Linked DNA regions of Homo sapiens: region 2 is linked to region 1. Evidence: chromatin contacts called from ENCODE Hi-C or POLR2A ChIA-PET data. All regions are on one chromosome and are shown on one strand. Each heading gives the region's core, a stretch centred on a gene start or an enhancer-like site at or near the end of the contact. The rest is flanking DNA. Distances are from core to core; before and after follow the strand shown. Region 1 holds the start of GPC4 (glypican 4). Region 2 has its middle 110 kb from the start of GPC4.

Evidence for each region. A loop is a pair of places that touch in the nucleus more often than their neighbours do. ChIA-PET counts read pairs that join two places held with the same protein, here RNA polymerase II (POLR2A). Pooled maps may share reads with other maps.
Region 2: a loop to region 1 is called in a map of psoas muscle, with 2.1 times the contacts of the local background. The contact joins the enhancer-like site here to the promoter of GPC4 in region 1. A Hi-C loop is called at or near these places in 2 of 168 maps with a recorded cell type or tissue (both psoas muscle) and 2 of 50 pooled maps. POLR2A ChIA-PET finds 5 or more read pairs at or near these places in 2 of 52 experiments (H1 and WTC11).

What each region holds. Positions count from the first base shown.
Region 1 is chrX:133,413,511-133,418,362 of GRCh38, forward strand. It overlaps GPC4 (glypican 4), which reads right to left and starts at 1,979. Exons shown (of 9, transcript NM_001448.3): 1 at 1,296-1,979. The coding sequence starts at 1,455. RefSeq lists enhancers at 2,218-2,718, 3,841-4,380.
Region 2 is chrX:133,519,880-133,524,731 of GRCh38, forward strand. No RefSeq gene overlaps it. Among named protein-coding and RNA genes, the nearest start is that of GPC4, 110 kb to the left of the region's middle. Within about 2 kb of position 3,497, at least 4 of the 41 ENCODE cell types and tissues checked have a DNase peak (open chromatin) inside an H3K27ac peak, as active enhancers do; they include psoas muscle, where a contact is called at or near this core.

The sequences.
Region 1 (4,852 bases), core at 729-3,228:
GAAATTACAGTATTTCCTTTGCTGGCTGCCGGCCCCCTGCCCGCCCCACCCGGAGACCAGCACGGCAAGGCAAAGGCGCGCTCCACTCACTTCCATGAAAGGTTCGGAGTGGAGGCTCAGCCCCCCCCCCGGGCTCGAATCTCTCACTCCTCCGTTAGATTACGCTGGCCACCAGCCAGCTAGATTCGTGGTGCTTTCTGAGCCCCCAGGGCGAACGGGCTACCTGCGCGGCCGGCGGGGCTGCGCGCAACAGTTGGCCGCTGCTAAGAAGACAGTGCGACCCGGAGGGGACCCGGCCGGACACCGCCGCCAGCTTCGCTGGGAGGGACGCAGGGCACCCGCCGAACGCTGCCTCCCCAGCGCTCCGAGAGGGGCTTTCACAAATACCCCCATACACCCCCCATCCCACCCCACCGGCGCCAAAATCCGGTGAACTTTCTCACAGGCTAAGCCGTCTCTATTTGCATAACCATCTCCAAACTGAGATTCAGGTTTCCTGTAATCAGTCCTTTCAAAGGTCTGTAATTGAAAGTGCAATTAACCCTTAAAATGAGGTAAGAAAAAAGAAAGAGGGGAAAAATACTCCTCTGGTCTGATACCTTCCGGAAAGTAGGAGAGTTCCCAAAAGTCAGGGTTTGGAGGGGTGGAGAGTGGGGGTAGTCGTTTGCTTTTTAAAGGCGACTTCTGAAGCGGTTGCGGCTACTAAAACTCCTAATCCTTGTCAGCGGTGCAAGAGAGGCGGGGAGAGAGTTTTAAAAGAACATCAATGAAACATCAATTCAAGTTCCACGTTTTGCGACCCCCAGAATCTAGCAAGCTCCGGGACGTTTCCCTCCACCACACCCCACTGGCGACCCCCACCCCCACCCGGCCTCTCCTCACCCATACAACAAAGCGGGGCGTCCTATAAGGAGTTCAACCCGGAAAAGGAGAAGTAGCCGGTGACACGCACTTTGAGGGCCACAGTCCTCAGGGGCTTCCCGGGACGGCGAATAATGCAGGGGGGAGAGGAGGAGCGGAGGCGGGGAGCGGAGCGCGACAGTCGCACTGGGCAACCCGGCGGCGCCCCTCCGCTCGCAGTGCTGGGAAGGGGGGAGCGCTGCGCCCGCGGGGAACGTCCTGCGCCCGGGCTGCCTGGCTCTCTCGCTCGCTCGCTCCTGCCCTCTCGACTGCCCATTTCTCCCTCTAGTGTACCTGCGTCCGGCGCAGGGGGCGGCGGGGCGGGGGAAGGGAGTTGCAGCCTCCCTTCCCGAAGTGTCGGTCTCTGCGCCCACCTCCCGGGTGTGCCCACCTACCGTTGATCTCGTGGAGGGGGGCATCGTTCTTGTTGAAGCCTTTGGACACGTAAAGACGTCGCACTTCCGAGCAACTTTTCGACTTGAGCTCGGCAGCCAGCAGCGCGGCGCTGAGCACTGCCAGGGTGCAGAGAAGCGCGGGCAAGCCGAACCGTGCCATGGTGCGGGCCGGGGCGGACGCGTTCCCACCTTTGGGACCGGACGGGAAGCGGCGCTACGGCAGCGGGCCGAGGGCTGGCGGAGTCGGGGACTAGCGAGTGGAGCTGGAGGGAGAAGGAGTTGGAGTTGGTGGAAGAGGCGAGCAGGCGGAGGAGACGCGGGGCGAAAAGTAGAGCTGGGCCTCGCGTCAGGCAACGGTCCCCGGTGCCAGGCGCCGGGCCAGGGGAGAAGGAGGGCGTGGAGGCGGCGCGCGGCCCAGGGAAGCAGAGGCGCGGGCTGGTGACCTCGGGGTTTCGCGGGGCAGCGAACCCGGCAAGCTGACTGGCCGGCGAGGCGGGGACGCGGGGAAGGAGGGAAGGGTGGCAGGCGCCGCGGGGACCGCAGAGGGTGTGGGCGGCGGCGGGCGTTCGCTGCGCGCTGCTTGGGCTGCCCTGCGCTGGTCCGCTCGTCCGGCTGGACTCGGCTCGGCTGACTCTGCCCTCCGCCGCGCGGCTGTGCCCTTCTCAGCTCTGCCGCTGATTGACTGGCCGGCGTGCGCGGCGACGCTCCGCAAACTTGGCCAAGCGGGCGGCACTCGGGGGGAGGGGGCGGGCGTCGTGGGGGGGCCGGAGACAGGCGGGAGCACGCTGGGCCGGGCCGGGAGAAAACCTGGAAGCCGGGTTGGATCCGGAGCGGCCAAATCCACTTCCTAGGGGGCCGCACCGGGCGCCCGGCGCTCCTTCGCGTGACACGCCCCACCCGGCTCCTCCTTCCTCCCCTCCTCCTCGGAGGCGGGGAGCCAGCCCACCGCCCCCCAACCACAAAGGGAAGGCCAACTACTCCGGGCTGAAGGGCCCAGGTTCTGGGGAACGGGACGGCCTGGGACTTGTCCCGAAGCCCATGTCTGAGCCCCAGGCCTTCTTGCGCGCGGCCACCTGACCCGCCGCCTATGGGCAAAAGCCGCGCGGAGCCCTCCCGCCGCGATATCCGCCTCCCCGCTGCCATCCCGCACCCGCGGACGCTCCTATCCGCGCAGCTCCCGGGCTGGGCGGGGAAGGCACATTACTCGCATTGTTTCGCTGCAGGCAGCAGGGGGATTTGGGGCTCCGAGCTCGTCCTAGAGCCTCACCTGGTCTCCCCAGACCTGCTTCCCATAGGACGGTACTCGTGAAACACCAGTTTGTCCAGGACCCCATCAGGCATCCTCCTTCCCGCATCCGCAACACTCCAACCCCTCGACGCCACTCCCACCCCCGACCCGGTTCTACTACAAGTCTAACCGAACTCTGAAGCGGGAGAAACCCCCAACCGCGAGGTGAGGGGGCAAAGACAGGGTTGACCGCAGAGATCTTGGAGACCATTTGGCCCAACCCTTCCTTCTATTAAGGGAACTGGGGCCCAGAAATGGGAAGCGACTTGGTAAATAGCACGCCGGGGAAGGGGGCGTCCAGAACCCGGGACTCTTGACTCTCGAATTTCATGGAATAATGGTAGCCCAGGACTCCCAAACCCCCTACCCCCTCAAGCCCCTTGAGAGAGACTGACACCCCTCTGGGACTCAGTCCCCACTTTTCCACCAGAAAACTGGAAATGGGAGAGACTTCCCATCTTGCAAGCTTTGTCAGATTCCATTAATGAGTGTTTTTTTGAAGCTCCCAGCGCTCCTTAAATGAAGGGAACTGTGCAGCTCGGGAACTTGTCATTACCGTTGTTATTGTTACAATCTGCTTTAAGAGGTTGGGTTGAGAAGTGCCTCAGACACCTCGGGAGTGTGCTGGGAACTGGGCAGATAAAAAGGGCTGGAACTTATTATTTGGCTAGACTCTCAATTCCCATAAAATTACATAGGGCAAAGATACGAACCATCATTACAGTTATCACCCTCAGAGGGTTTGTTGAGACTTTCTCCACTGTTGTTTGTAAACCACGTTGACATGGCTGGCTATGAGGAGCTGTTATTTTGAATACCTGCTTGCAGACTCTTCTACATTTTGTTAACAGACTATCAACATGAACAGACTGTGACCCGTCTATAACTGTGACTTCCAATTTCTGTGGGCTGGCTGAATATTTAACTCTGAAACTAGGAGAGCAATTTTTTTAATGTGCAAACTCAACTACAATTGAATTTCCTGCCATTTTCAAGACTTTCCTTAAACTGGTAACCATCAAGTCCTGAAGGCATTGCTAGGGCTTAGCTGAGCACTTTTAATTTTCATTGATTGATACATTTACTTAAAGATGTTCTTCACCAAGGAGAATATGCTCTGAGATGCAACGAGCATTATTATAAAATGGAAGCCAGTGACCGTAAGAGAGAAAATGATACTCCTGAACCATGAAGGCCAAATCAGAAAGCTACTTCTCACACCAAGGCTGGGAGGAACTCATTCGTTGCCGCCGCTCCCCCCCGCCGCCCCCGCCCTCCCCAGGTTTACTCCTGCTCTTCCTCATAATGTATTATTAACCCAAACTTGAGCCTTTTCCACCAGAAACAGTAACCTCTGGCTACAAACAGATCTGGACAAGTCTGAACTTTACCAAGGGAGGCAGGAACCCCAAGCCGTGCTCAGAGGCGGCTCCCACTTCAAAGCCTCCTTTCATTTAAATACAAACAGGGTGAACAACTGGCAATCTACGAAACAAATACCATCCAGAAGGGAAGCTTTCTTTTCAGATGGGCCAGAACTCCTTCTTCCCTCTCCCACTCCCATCCCTGCTGTCTTCAGAAGAGGCTTCTTAGTGGAGATGCACCTACTCCTTGTAAGTTCTCTCAACGCCAAAAAATAGAGACTGCATGTTGACTGCAAAAATCGATGACTTCTCAGGCTGATTAACCGTCATATAACTTTTTTTTTTTTTTGCTTTTTAGAATTGTGGTAAAAAGCACACACATACGCAATTTGGTATCATTTTAACCATTTTGAAATGCACACTTCAGTGGCATTTAGTACAATCATAATGTACAATCATCACCACTAGTTACAGAACATTTTCATCACTCCAAAAGGAGACCACATACCCATTAAGCACTCAAAGTTCATTCTCTTCTCCTTCCAGTCCCTACAAACCACTAATTTGCTTTGTCTCTATGGATTTGCCTGTTCCAGACATTTTGTAGAAATGGAATCATACAATACAGGGCTTTTGTGTCTGACTTCTTCCACTTAGCATCATGTTTTCAAGGTCCATCCATATGGTAACATGTATCAGTACTTCATTCCTTTTTATGACTGAATAATGTTCCATTTACGGATATACCACATTTTGTTCATATAGCACTTTACAAGTTTGCACAGTGCTTCCAGGTGCACCCTCATATCTTAGAATATTTTGTTTTTTGTTTGTTTGTTTTTAATTGATAAGCAAACCAAGTCTCAGCAAGGTTCTGTGGCTTCTCCACAGCCACAGAGCTCTTG
Region 2 (4,852 bases), core at 2,247-4,746, 110 kb after region 1:
GAATGTGGGTGTCACTTAACAGGTGCCTCAGGTCAGGGTGTCTCACTGGTTGCAATCAAGTGTTGGCTAGGGCTGCATTTATCTCAGGGCTTGATTGAAGGTAGTTCTGCCTTTACACTCACTCACATGGCTATTGATAAGTTTCAGTTTCTTGCTAGCTAATAGACAGAGACATACTTTTTTTGCTATGTGAGCTTCTCCACAGTGCAGCACACAACATGGCAGCTAACTACACTCAACAGTGAGTGAGCAAGAGAGCAGGGAGAGTGAGCAAGATGGAAGCCAGTCTTTTATTTTATTTTTATTTATTTATTTATTTTTTTATTTGAGATGGAGTCTCCCTCTGTTGCCCAGGCTGGAGTGCAGTGGCACGGTCTCGGCTCACCGCAACCTCTGTCTCCTGGGTTCAAGGCATTCTCCTGCTTCAGCCTCCCAAGTAGCTGGGACTACAGATGCATGCCACCATGCCCAGCTAATTTTTTTTAATTTTTTGTAGAGATGGGGTTTCACCATGTTGCCCAGGCTGGTCTCAAACTCCTGGGCTCAATAAATCCACCCCACCCACCTTGGCCTTCCAAAGTTCTGGACTTACAGGTGTGAGCCATTGTGCCCAGCCAGTCTTTTTTTTTTTTAAATTGTGGGACACACATAAGGAAGCCAGAGTCTTTTTGTAAACCAATCTCATTACTTTTGCTGCATCCCATTCATTAGAAACAAGTCACTAGGTCCAGTTTACATTTAAGGGGAAGGGATTACACGAGGATGTGAATGCCAAAGGACCATTGCAAGCCATCATAGAGGCTGCTGACCACAGTGTATGTGTGCATTTTTTTCTAGAGAGACCTAAGCTTTCATCTGATTCTCAGAGAAGTCTATCTCTCAACCAAAAAAAAAAACCAAAAAAACCAAAAAAAAAACCAAAAACTTTTAGAACTGGTTTGGGGGGAATTAAAATGGAGGTTTTGACTAAGGGAGAGATTTCCTTGCCAAATTTCAGTGCTATATACAATATCTAATCACTTGGTATCAACTTAAAAAAAACATGGGAAGGGGTCCATAAAGATAAAAACTCCATGTATACATTTTTTTTTTTTTTGAGACAGAGTCTCGCTCTGTTGCCCAAGCTGGTATGGAGTGACACAGCCTCAGCTCACTGCAACCTCCGCCTCCTGGGTTCAAGTGATCTTCTGCCTCAGTCTCCCAAGTAGCTGGGATTACAGGCATGCACCAGCATGCTCAGCTAATTTTTTTTTTTTTTTTTTTTAATTTTTAGTGGAGACAGGGTTTTACCATGTTGGCCAGACTGGTCTCGGACTCCTGACCTCAGGTGATCCGCCCACCTTGTCAATATATACTTGAGTGAAATAATCACAAGATTTCTCCCTGTAATCTCTCAGGCATGGTTCTCTATACTTGAGGAGCCACCAGGGCCTTGGGAGAAGGTGTACTGAGGCCCAGGTTAGACCAAGTCTTTGTGATCCCACCCCTTGGTATTGCTGGAGTTACAGTTTGCATTCCTACTGTAGGGAGTGTGTGAGTTTCTCCTCATTCATACTTCCCTGCCATTGTCAACCTTTCTCACCAGTTCTAAGAACTAAGTGTGTGAACTTCTCCTAGAGCTGAGACTTCCAGAGAAGGGGCTTGGCCAGGCCTAAGTAATAGGTATGGATAAAAGGCAATGCCCAGCCTCCTTATGTTACCAGCAAGTAACATAAGTAGGAAAAGTGAAAAGAATAATATATTAGGCCAGATATGCTGTTATTCTTGGAAAACGGTTTCTGGAATCGGTGGCTGAATTCTGCCTCCCTATAATGAAGGGCTGAGCAGATTTGTGAGAGGCAGATCTCTGGATAATTGCATTGCTCAGCTCCCGGGGGAGAGGCCTGTGTGTAAGTTACTGCAGAAGGAAATGACCATGGCCCTTGTGCAAATGTGTTTTTTCTTCTACATCGCCCTTGAAGTAACTCTCCATGTGTTTCTGTAAGGAAAATTCATGTCTTGTAGGACTCATAGGAAATGCCTATTCTAACAGGCTCACCAGCAACTGCTCTAGCACCTGGTGCCCAGGCAATTTAGATTCTACCTGGTATTATTGGTCTGATTCTTGTTGCAAACACTCGTGACAGAAGTTAGCGATAAGAACCCGGGGACTCTGAGATGGAGAAAGTTCTAGATTCTGGCCTGGCAGATGCTGTCTTATTTCTCATCCCACTCAGGAGCTGGAAACTAAGAGAGCCTTGGGTTGGAAGCAGGAGGCACCAGGCTCTAGAACCATCCCAATGTCCCTCATTTACCTTGGGGCCTTACTTGCATCATCTGCTGGCTGAGGGGCTAGGCTAGTTGACCTCAAGGGTCTGCCTGCCTGCTCTGTCCCTGGGTGATTTCTGTCTCTTCCTGGTTGCAGCACGGAGAGTAGGACATGTGGAGAACGTGGAAACCCACCTCTGGGCCTTGTGCTGGCTGTAGCAGGGAGCTCTGCAGTGCCCTTGTTTGAAAGGCATAAGCTTAGCTGCTGCCAGGCCCTTCCCAGTCTCCTGCTGGAACACAGCACTGGAACTGGACCTCAGGCACCATCCTACCCTGCCCCTGGCAACCCCAAATCCTACACCTCCATCATCCAAATCAGCCACCCTGATTAACAATAGAAACGCAGCCAGGTGTGGTGGCTCACACCTGTAATATCAGCACTTAGGGAGTCCAAGGCGGGTGGATCACTCGAGTCCACCCTGGGCAACATGGCGAGACCCCTGTGTCTACAAAAAAAAATACAAAAAATTAGCTGGGCATGGTGGCACACACCTATAGTTCCAGCTACTCGGGAGGCTAAGGTGGGGGATCACATGAGCCTGGGTAGTCAGGGCTGCAGTGAGCCATGATTGTGCTGCTGCACTGCAGCCTGGGCGACAGAGTGAGACTCTGTCTCAAAAAAAAAAAAAAAAAAAAAAAAAAAAAAAGAAAAGAAAAAAAGAAAGAAAGAAAAACTGTGGAGGTTTTAGGCAAGAAATCAACACTCCCTGAGAGCTCAAACAAGGGCCATCAAATTCACATCCCCTTGAAAATCAGCACCTAGGAGTGAGTATGCCCTTATTCGTGTAACCAATCCTTTCCCCCCACTCTCTCTCCCCAATCTCAGTTGTTATAATAATGTTGAGTGGGTTTGGAATTATTACAAATAAAAAATGCCAGAAGATTTTTGGATAAGAAAAACTAAGCTCTGCAGCTTCCGGAGAACTCTTCAAGAGGAAGAATGTGGAAGGCACTTGAAACCAGTCCTGGCTGGCTGCCTTCTCTGAAGTCTACGGTTTCATGTGGACTCACAGGAACATTACGGATGGCACCTCTGAGACACTCAGCAACTGAGGAAGTTGGATTCAGCTGCTGTGACTTGCAATTCAGGACTTAAGGCCAAAAGCCAAATGAGAATCTCAGAAAACTGAGCCCCATGTGCTTGCTGGCTTCCATCTCACCTGGGAATACGAACTTCTGGAAGCATCCAGGCCAGATCGTATGAGAAGGCCTGTGACTCACTGTGCTTCAGAGCACACACCAGCCTGGAAGGTATTTTCTCAAGCAACAGGAGCAAGGCCTGTGGCTCACAGACTAGGTGGGGGAGTCGTGGATCAACACAGCCAAGCCCAGGTGCAAGGAGAAAGGAATCACTGCAAAGCTTCTCTATATAAGCAGCAGGCTCCTACTGGGAGCGGGTGTTGGATGTGGGTACGTGAGCGGGCAGGCTTCCTGCCTCACTGCTGGAGAAAGTCATTCTGTAACTGAAGCTCTTGTCAGGATGAATTGAGTGGACGGGCCTGGCAAGCTCTTGGAGAACATGAAGACCTTTTTCCTTAGGTCTGTGGCCGGCTCATAGCACAGGCTTCAGCTGTTCTAGTCAACTCTTGGGAGGCCTAAGCCTTCCTCATAGTGTGGCTATATAGAACCTGATCTCCTGTTAGACACTCGTTCTGCTCCCAGTGTCCCACTGAGCTGTAACCGATACTCATCTCTAAATCATTGATGGCTTTGCTATGAGCACACTCTTGCAAACCTAGATTCTGCCTAGCAGTTGAGTGGCGACTTCAGTGGGATTTCAGTATCTCCTGGGGATGACCTGTAATGGATGGCCATCCCATGGGGCCTTACCTCCTGCCCTAGCTAAGGGATGAAGCAACAATGACCAATAAGAGAGATGTTGGAAGATATCTGAGATAGACCCTTAAGCCCCAAAATACAAAAGATAGGGGGCTGGAGTCCCATTGCATTGTTAGGCAAAATCAGACCACTGGTGAGGCTTTAAAAATGCCATTTCAAGAGAAATTATTAATAATCAGTAGATGAGGCAAGACAGATTAATAGCAAGTTTCTGGCCTGGGCAAGGTACCTCATACCTGTAATCCCAGCATTCTGGGAGGCCAAAGAGGGTGGATTGCTTGAGGCCAGGAGTTCGAGACCAGCACAGGTAACATAGGGAGATCCCATCTCTACAAAAAAAAAAAAAAAAAAAAAAAATCTGGGTGTGGTAGTGCACGCCTGTAGCCCCAGCTACTCAAGAAGCTGAGGTGGGAGGATTGCTTGAGCCCAGGAGGTTGAGGCTGAGATTGCACCACTGCACTCCAGCTGCGTGACAGAGTGAGACCCTGTCTAAAGAAAAAGGCCAGGCGCGGTGGCTCACACCTGTAATCCCAGCACTTTAGGGGCCAAGGCAGGTGGATCGCTTGGAGGTCAGGAGTTCGAGACCAGCCTGGCCAACATGGGAAACCCTGTCTCTACTAAAAATACAAAAATTAGCCAGTCACAGTGGCTCATGCCTGTAATCCCAGCACTTTGGGAGGCCGAGGTGGGTGGATAATTTGATGCC